Regions from separate parts of the Homo sapiens genome. Here region 1 is linked to region 2. The links are chromatin contacts, found by Hi-C or POLR2A ChIA-PET in ENCODE. All regions are on one chromosome and are shown on one strand. The core of a region is the stretch at or near the end of the contact, and the rest is flanking DNA. Distances in the headings are between cores, read along the strand shown. Region 1 has its middle 480 kb from the start of GOT2. Region 2 has its middle 330 kb from the start of GOT2.

Region 1 (4,618 bases), core at 1,805-4,304, 140 kb before region 2:
TGTCATAAATTGAGGTGATCCAACAGTTCCAAATAGAGAGATAAAGTCTAGCCCAGTGGGGGAAGCATTAAACCTCCTTGCAAGTCAGCAAAAGCAGAAGTGACAGCCCGGTAGCAATTTAAAATTACTCTGAGACCACAACTGCCAATTAAAGTAGACTTTCATGGTAACAAATGAACATCTGGTATCTTCCATTTAGAAAGAAAAATTTAAAAGAGTTTACATTTCTTAGTAATGAAAAACTTAGATATATGCCTACAATGTTTTCATTTGGGTTTTGCTTAAATTATATATTCTTTCATTATGGCTTACAACAGTACAATGTTTCTTTTTTGTTTTTTTAATAGCCATAAAATGTTCATAACAACAAAAAAAAACTAGGCAAAAATCAGAATCCATGATTCATTCACAGTCATTCTAAAAGCTGCACATTATCCTTCTCTCATCCCCTGCAAAAATAGATTTGGAAGAGATTACTCTAAAGATTCTATTTTGATGAAATGTATTTGATATGAATTCTGCAAACACATTCCTAGAAAAGGACTCTCCGATCTCAGAGAAAGAAAGAGGGCGAGAAAGAGAGAGGGAGTAAGGAAGAGAGACGGGGAGTAGAAATAGACACATATACACATAGAGACAGAGGAATGGATTTCTAATGATTGAAGCTTGACTCATATTAATATCCATCTATATATATGATCAAGTTTTTGAACATGTGGATTATTTGATCAATTGTATTTGATTAAAGGAAATCACACCTTATCTTACCTTTAAGATAAGGAGATGAGAATAACTGATAATCCATTTAGAGACAGATGTCTTCATTCAAACGTTACATCTTCTGAGAAACTGGGTCTTTAATACCTCAATTCATGCATTATGTCTACTTACTGCAATACCTGCATATGCCCCCACTCTAGTAATTAGTATTGAATCGTGTTGCTTATTGTCATGTCTTACAACCATGTGTTACCAAACACATTTTAATATATTTCTTTCTACTTCTTATCCATGACTCAGATTGTACCTAACACAGAAAGGACATCAAATAAAATTTTGATTAAATGAACAATTGTTCATGAGAATCTAACACAAAATTATCAGAAGTGAACTTCTGTCATTTCTGCCAATGAGTCACAGGTCAATCTCTTTGATTTAACATGAAAATCTTAATTTCTCCTCATGCTCAAAATCTATGCTTTCTACTTTTCTATTTCTTTAATGTGTAACCTGGATAAGTTCAATAGTATTAACAGGCAGCCTGTTCCACCCATCCGTGTCACATCCATAAGTATCATGTATACCTCTAGAAAAGCTAGACTTTACCCATCTTAGTTAGGTAGTATCCTTTCCTCCCACATCATTTGCTCATCACCTAGTCAAAAAGTTTGTGGTATTACTCCCTTCCCAGACATGCAATCCACCTGTCTTCATTTTGCTAAGTTCAGTCTTTCTTCATACTACTTCTCAAAGCCTGTGGTGAAATCAGGAGACAAAATCTGTGAATCAGAGGAAGGAAAGAGAAAGGCAAAACAGCTGCATGACATGAAATTACTTGTGGCTTTCACTGTGTGTCCAGTCCACAAAGTAGGCAGTATCACCCCTACCTCTGCATGTGATGATATTAAAATGTGGAGAAAGTAGGCCATTTTATTCATCCATGAGGGACTCAGCAATCTGTCCTCTTGATTTCCAGAGAATATAGCTTTGAAAACTTATCTGCGTCTATGAGACCATAAGCTCCTTGAATGCAAGGGGCTATGTCTTATTTATCTTTGTGTCAAAGATACACTTATCACATGTCACTTAACCCATTCATGTCTGTTAAGTGAATGAGCAAAATGTACCTGTTAAGTGAATGACAAAAAGTCTTTAAGTAGACAGCACAGGACTTTCCTAATCTGTCCACCTAAAGACTTTATCCTCCCATCACCTTCTTCAAGGAATATGAAGAACTATGATGTCTAAAGTTACAGTCATGTATTATCAGTTTCTCCATTTTTTAGACAAGAAAGCTGAAAATCAGAGACGTTAAGCAACTTGCCTAATGTCACTCAGATAGTATGTGACAAAAAGTCAATCACCAGTTATATCTGAATTCCATAATTCATATGATTTAATTATTATGCTATTTTGGTTCATTATCTGAAGCACTCATAGAAGACATTTATGTTGCTTAAAATTGCATATCAAAACACAGACAAACCCTAGCCTTAGGAGTATAACTTATTGATTGATATAGAAGACACACAGTCAAAAGTTAACTTACTATATGCTACTCATTGGCATGTCCCCAAAAGAACATCATCGTGCTGTAAATATTTATGTAGACATAGAATTATCAGAGAGAACAACTAGTCCAATCTTTTTGTGTGTTTTACCCAGATAGAAATGTTTCCCTAGAGATCAAGTAATGTCCTCAAGTCCCTCTGGCAAATGATGCTAGAAATAGAAATAGAGCCTGGTGTCTGTCCCCAAGTCCAGTCTTCATTCTGATACACTAGTCTGCTTCTCTTAATTAATTGCTGCTTCTATTATTAAGGTAATATCAGAATGGTCTTGATTTAATAATTCAACAAAGCCTTTTTAGCACCTTATGTTCCAGATCTTACAGAGATAAAATATGCGTTCCATTCATACTTCACAGATTCTTAAATGGAAAAGAGGTCAGCCTCTGTGAGTCGAACAAAACACACACATACACACACACACCCTTTGGTATTCAAAGAAACTTTCCCATTCATTCTTACATCTCTTGCCTCCTGCCATTGCCCTCCTCTTTATTTTCTTTGGCCAGAGTAATTAGGCTATGAAGCTGAGCTAATCCTGTTAGTGCCGCAATGACTTCTCTCACACTTGTGTGTCCCACAGCTCTTAGAAAGTCAGAAGGAATTACTGAGCATTGAATTCACCTTGCCAGAAAGATGACAAACGGGGAGGGAGGAAAAGGGAGCGTGGATGCCCAGCTGACCTGTTCTTTAACCTTTCCCTCTGGAAGCTGTTCTTCCCTCTGTGGGTGTCTGTGCAGGCCAGAGGCATGGCTAACACTGCCCTTGAATTACAAAGGGAGCAAAGTTGACGTCAGCTGTTTCTTCCTGAGAAAACATTCCACTAATTCCACAGCCAGACAGCTTGCAAAATTGCCTTTGTAGGACTGCTAAGGTCTCCTTTCCCGTCAAGTTCACTTTGTATTTACTCAGCAAAGATGCACCTACCGCAGAGTGCACCAGGAGATACAGTGTCAGAGTCATGGCAAGCCCACTTCATGGCTGATTAGCATTCTCTGACCCAGCCACCATTTCCAATCACTTGCAACCATAGACTTCTGGCTGCAGCAATTACTCCTATCCTTCAAAACACTTTCCTCCTCAACATCAGAATAAGTTTGTTAAAGCACTCTGCTTCAAATGATGCCTTGCTTGGAGCTGCTGTCTTTGACATAGTCTAAATCAAAATACACATATTCTAAACACACTTCTCCACAATTTAAATTCTGTAAATCTTATGCATACCCTCCATTAAGAATCATTGAATGACAAGAGCGATCACTTGTCTATTTAATTCACAGCTTAAGCAGAGTTCCTAAATTAACTCATGGTTTTTTTTTAATTTTTATAGATACATGATAGTTGTACATATTTATGTGGTACATGAGATATTTTGATAGAAACATACAATGTGTATGATCAATTCAGGGTAATTGGAATATCCATCATCATGTTTGATTTTTATTGAGCATCTATTAGGTCCTGGTATCGTGCTAAAACAGTGCTCCTCAAAGTGCAGTCTGCACTTTGGCAGTGTCAGCGGCACCTGAGACTCGCTAGGAATGCTAATTTTGGGGCACCACCAATAGCTGCTGAATTGGAATCTCCAGTGGCAGGGACCTGGGATTCTCTGGTTTAATGAGCTCTGCAGGTGACTCTCACAGGGTTTGAGAAGCACTGTGCTAGGCTATACATAGCTAAATGCCACTCAGAAAACTATCTGGCTCTTGAGATCTAAATACAATTGTTGAAACCTGGATTCCATGGCCTGAGTGTATTAGTTTGCTAGGGCTGCCATAAAAAAGCACCCCAGAATAGAGAGCTTAAACAGCTCACAGCTCTGGAGGCTAGAAGTTTGAAATCAGGTGTCAGCAGTGTTGATTCTTTCTGAGGACTCAGAAGGAAGGATCTTTTTCAAGTCTCTCTCCTTGGCTTGTGAATAGCTGTCTTCTCCGTATGTTTCCTCAAATCATCTTCCCTCTATGTGTGTCTCTGTTCTCTTTTAATACACCTGTCAGCCATATTGGATTAGGGTCCACTATAATGACCTCATTCTAACTTGATTAGCTCTGTAAATACCCTATCTCCAAATAAGGTCACATTCCGTAGCACTGGGCATTATAGGACTCCAACATACAAATTTGGGGGAATACAATTCAACCCATAACACTGCGGAATTTCCTATGTTTCAGTATATGTGTGTATTAGTCTGTTTTCATACTGCTATAAAGAACTTCCTGAGAATGGGTAATTCATAAAGGAAAGAGGTTTAATTGACTCACAGTTCAGCATGGCTGGGGAGAACTCAGGAAACTTACAATCGTGATGGAAGGTGAAGAGGAAGCAAAGCA
Region 2 (5,279 bases), core at 1,896-4,395:
TTATTTTAATGTTCTTGTCTGATAATTCTGATATATATAATATCAGTTCTGAGTTGCTTTTTATTGATTGATTCTCTCCTCATTATAAATAGTATTTTTGTGATTCTTTGCCAGCCTCATAAGTATTTGTCGAATACCAGACATTGAGAGTTTACCTCGGATGCTGGATATTTTTGTGTTCCCTACAAATATTCTTGAGCTTTGTTCTTGAATGCAGTTAAGTTACTTGCAAAGGAGTTCGATCTTTTGGGATCTTGCCATTGATAATCATTAGATGGTACTGAAGCAATGCTCAGTCCAGGGATAATTATTACCCACCACTGATGCAAGAATCTTTTGTGCACTCTACTAAATACTTCATGGATCATGTGCTTTTCCAGTCTGGTAGTGGAAACAGACACTATTCCTGACCCTGTGTGATCAGGAAGTGCTATTACCTCTCTTCTTTTCAGGTAGTTCTTTCTCTAATATCACATAGTTTTCTCACATGCATACACTAATCAGTACTCAGCTGAATACTTGATCAGAACCCTCTGCAGATCTTTGGAGTGCTATCTTTTTTGAGACAAGAGTTTCACTCTGTTGCCCAGGCTGGAGTGCTCTGGCACAATCTCGGCTCACTGCAACCTCCAACTCCTGGGTTCAAGCAATTCTCACGCTTCAGCCTCCCAAGTAGCTGGGACCACAGGTATGTGCCACCACATACGGCTAGTATTTGTATTTTTAGTAGAGACGAGGGTTTTCCCATGTTGACCAGGTTGGTCTCAAACTCCTGACCTCAAGTGATCCGCCCACCTCGGCCTCCAAAAGTGCTGGGATTACAGGCGTGAGCCACTGCACCCAGCTCTGGAGTGCTTTCTTTGTGCAACTTTCTCTTCTCCGGTTTTGTGTTTTGTGATCTCTAGTGGCACTGGTTGTTCTATGAGATGGGGCTCATCTCATTTGTTTACCACCTCTCAGGAATCACTCTCTTTTATTGCCTGAAGTTCAATATCTTCAAAGCCATTTTTCATACATTTGCCAGTTTTTTTGGTTATTGCAGATGAAAGGGTAGGTAAATCTGGTCCTTGCCATTCTATCTTGACCAGATGCAGACGTCTTCTCCATCTCTCAAAAATGGTTGTCACAGTTAATGTTAGGTGTCAATTTCACTGAATTAAGAGATACCCAGATAGCTAGTAAAGCATTATTTCTAGATGTGTCTGTGAGGGGTTTCTGGAAGACACTGACATTTAAATCAGTGGACTGAGTAAGGAAGACCTGCCGTCATCCAAGTGGGTGGGCACTATCCAACTGACTGAGTGCCCCAATGAAACAAAATGCACAAGAAAGGTAAATTTGACCTCTCTTCTGGAGCTGGGACATTCACCTTCTCCTACCCTTGGACATAAGGACTACAGTTTCTCCAGACTTTGGACTCTGGGACTTGCACCAGTGGCCCCCTGGTTCTCAGGACTTTGGACTCAGACTGGACCATGATTCCCTGGATCTCTCTGTGGTTGACCACATGAAACTTCTTAGCCTCCATAATCACATCAGCCAATTTCCCTAGTAAAGGCCCTCATAGAAATGCAAATCAAAAGCACAATGAGATACTATCTCATACCAGTCAGAATGGCTACTATACAAAAGCCAATAAACAACAGATACTGGCAAGGTTGCAGAGAAAAGGGAATGTTTATACACTATTGGTGGGAGTGTAAATTATTCCAGCTACTGTGAAAAGCAGTTTGGAGATTTATCAAAGAACTTAAAGCCATTATTTCACCCAACGATCCCAACACTAGGTATATACCCAAAGGAAAATAAATTGTTCTAACAAAAAGACACATGCATGCGTATGTTCATTGCAGCACTATTCACAATAGCAAAGACATGGAATCAACCTAGATGTCCATCGATGGTAGACTAGATAAAGAAAATGTGGTCCATGTACACCATAGAATACTATGCGGCCTTAAAAAAAACAGGATCATATGCTTTGCAACAACGTGGATGGAGCTTGAGGCCACTATCCTAAACAAACTAAAATAGAAACAGAAAACCAAATACCACATGTTTTCGCTTCTAAGTGGGAGCTAAACATTGAGCACACATGGACATAAACATGGGGACAATAAACATGGGAACTACCAGAGGTGGGAGGGAAGGAGGGAGCATAGGCTGAAAAACTACCTATTGGATACTGTGCTCACTGCCTGGGTCCAGTATACTTATGTAACCATCCTATGCATGTACCCCCTATATTTAAAATAGAAACTGAAATTTATAAATAAATAAAAACCCCTCTCTATATATTATATGTGATATATGTTCAAGGTCACACAACTGGTAGACATAAAATTGTTTTTTAAAGATATATATAGTTCCCATTGTTTCTGTTTCTCTGGAAAACCCTAATTAATAGAATGGTGGTGTGGATTTTTTGTGTGATAGTCAACAAATGCACAGAAAACGTTATGAACTGAGATCAGTGCAAGGAAGTAATGCAGTGCTTTTAATTTCAAACATTTAACCATGCAAACTGACTGGCTATATAAGAGAAAACATTTGCTTAAGAAAGTGAATAGGTGAAGAGTAGGAGAAATCTCTCCAAGGAAAGAGAGAGTGCTTGTAAAAGACTTGTAATGGAAGATGTGTGGATCATCAGAGTTCAGAGTACCGTGTGGGGCAGGAGGGCCCAGGCAGATGGCAGGGGGTCTGATCAAGCAAAGTTTGAAAACCTTGGTAAGTATTTTAGACTATTTGAGAGCAATCAAAAGCCACTTAATGACTTTTACCATGGGATAGTAACATAATCAGATTTGCGTTTTGAAAAGACTGTTGGGTTTGTTGTTCTTGTTGTTGTTTCTTCCAAAATCTCAAAAGGAAAGAGAAAAAAATAGATGAAAATCTAGTTGTCCTTGACCTAAATTAGTATACTAGTGAAACCAGCCCAATTGTCCCACAGAACTGATGTTTACTGTTTTCTTGAATAAACATAGGAATTGACCCTTCTAGTCTTAAAGCTTGAAACTTGCATTTATCTTACTTGACCTTTTTCCCAGGAAACCAACCATGAGGCCTTCCAGAGAGTATCAAGGAACTGAAACTCACCAGATCATTGCATCTGGACAATGAGATAGCAGACCTCTCACCTGCCACGATTGCCTAACTGACCACCTGCTTCCTGTTGGCCAACTCAACTTCCTTACCCCTCTCTACTTCCTGTTTTTCCATACTTAGTTACATTCCTTACCCTCTATGTAACCCCACAACTGTAGTTGATCAGGGAGGTAGCTGTGAGACTGATCTCCTGTTCTCCTCAGCTGCAGCACCCAAATAAAGTCTCCTTTCCTGGCAATACTCATTGTTTCAGTAATTGGCTTTCTGTGAGGCAAGCAACAAGATCTAGACTGAAACCCTGGCATTTCGGTAACATTAGAAGGAAGCTCAAACACATATGGGAAGGAAGAAGAAATAATGCACCAATGTCAGCCCACAGAGCCCACAAGGTTGGGATGTCCTTGACACGGAAGGCTGAGGAAAAGGACAAACCTTAGGCAGTATAGTATGCTGTGAAAAGTGCCCAAAAGTATAGCACAACAGACTTGGCTTCAATTCCTGGTTTTGCCATTGGCTACTCATGAGACTGTGGATAACTTAATTTTCCCTACATTACAGATAAACTGAAACTCAAAGCAGCTAATCACACCTACCTTGCACAGTTCTAGTGTGACGTATAAGCCTCTCAGTATAATTCTAACCCAGTAATTGTACAATATATGTTAGCTCTCGGGGTAGTGGTATTGTATAATTAAGTCAACTCACAAAGACCAATATACGTTCAAGGTCACACAGCTGGTAGACATAAAATTGATTTTTAAAAATTACCTTTTAACTCACATACATAATTGATCATAAGAATTATATCAATTTACAATCTCACAAAAAATATCAACTTCGCACTCTCGTACCAACATGAAAAACTGTCATTTAAATAACATTATTTGATCAAGCAAGATATTAAATGATTTTATTCTACTTCTGGACTTCTTAGCAAAAAGATTTATTTCAGATAAAAAAGTTAAAATGTATGGTACTTATATGACCATAGAAGTCGAGATCAAAGGTTAGACTGAAATACAGAATACAGACAACAGTATTATGAGGTCGAATTCATCTGTTGTCGTGTGATTTCATTATCTGTTATCATTTTTCTTTTATTCTTTGACATGAGTTTATAAAGACTTTAGTGTTACTCAAAATAATCTATATTTGCAAATTTATATGGGAATATGGAGATTACACCTATATAAAATCCCTAAAGAGCATATACATTTTCAATTTGGCTTACCAAGGCAATACACATTATGGTTTATCTTACATATATGCTGGCCATCATCAAAGTCACCTTCAATGAAAGACTTGGGGAAGTAGCAGTTTCAGGAGTTAATTCTCCCCACTCTTTGAATCTATCTCATCTCTATATAGTATGCAAATTTTCTTGGAGATATTCCAGAGACTGAATACTATGGGAAAAAAAGTCTTAAAAAAAAAAGACTTAAAATGTCTGTCTTCTCTGATTAAAATTCCAGTAGATATACCTTTTAGGGAGAGAAAAGTTTTTGAATGCACTTATAATTGGACACTTTTAAAATTTCTTAATTATTTACACTTCCTGTTTGAACCAACATAATGACAATGCTGAATGAGAGCTAAAGAGCTCTCTTTTACTTGAACATAGGGATCAAATTCCACAAGGATGAATAGGGCCAGAGAGTGGACTGTTTCCACTTCAACTCATTTTGCTGCCTCTAAGCAAATTACATAAAGCCGAAAATTCACCTGTTTGTAATCAACAGCTTAGCCTCTAATACCATCACAGTTTTCTCTGTAAATATTGCCTGAGTACTTGAAAAATCATCTTAAAATATATTTTTCAAGTGGCAGGCATAATTGGTATAACATGAATTAGTCTAGTATTTAGATTGATCATGTTTATTTTGATCTTTTCAGACACTCCCCATATTCTTATGTGTAACAGGGCATAATGGAAATAGTGCTGATTAGGGATATGGGAGATCTGACCTTCAATGCTGACCCTGACCCTTGAATTTTTCTTTTGGTTTGAAAAAGTAATTTCAGTTATTTGAGTCAGCATTAGGTAAAATGAGGTTATTTAGACTAGGTGCTAAGAAAGTTTTCAGCTGATGTTTTATGAATCTCTGACCAAGGTCATGTTGATAATAAGATATATCCCAACAATTGAGATAATATAGGCTTATGCAAAGGTGAAT

Evidence for each region. Hi-C counts contacts between places; a loop is a spot of excess contacts on that map. ChIA-PET counts read pairs that join two places held with the same protein, here RNA polymerase II (POLR2A). Pooled maps may share reads with other maps.
Region 1: a map of endothelial cell of umbilical vein shows a loop between it and region 2 (11-fold over the local background). The contact joins two enhancer-like sites. A Hi-C loop is called at or near these places in 1 of 168 maps with a recorded cell type or tissue (endothelial cell of umbilical vein) and 2 of 50 pooled maps. POLR2A ChIA-PET finds 5 or more read pairs at or near these places in 2 of 52 experiments (OCI-LY7 and endothelial cell of umbilical vein).

Annotation. Positions count from the first base shown.
Region 1 is chr16:59,209,592-59,214,209 of GRCh38, reverse strand. No RefSeq gene overlaps it. Among named protein-coding and RNA genes, the nearest start is that of GOT2, 480 kb to the right of the region's middle. Within about 2 kb of position 3,054, at least 4 of the 41 ENCODE cell types and tissues checked have a DNase peak (open chromatin) inside an H3K27ac peak, as active enhancers do; they include endothelial cell of umbilical vein, where a contact is called at or near this core.
Region 2 is chr16:59,065,322-59,070,600 of GRCh38, reverse strand. No RefSeq gene overlaps it. Among named protein-coding and RNA genes, the nearest start is that of GOT2, 330 kb to the right of the region's middle. RefSeq lists an enhancer at 2,791-3,990. Within about 2 kb of position 3,145, at least 3 of the 41 ENCODE cell types and tissues checked have a DNase peak (open chromatin) inside an H3K27ac peak, as active enhancers do; they include endothelial cell of umbilical vein, where a contact is called at or near this core.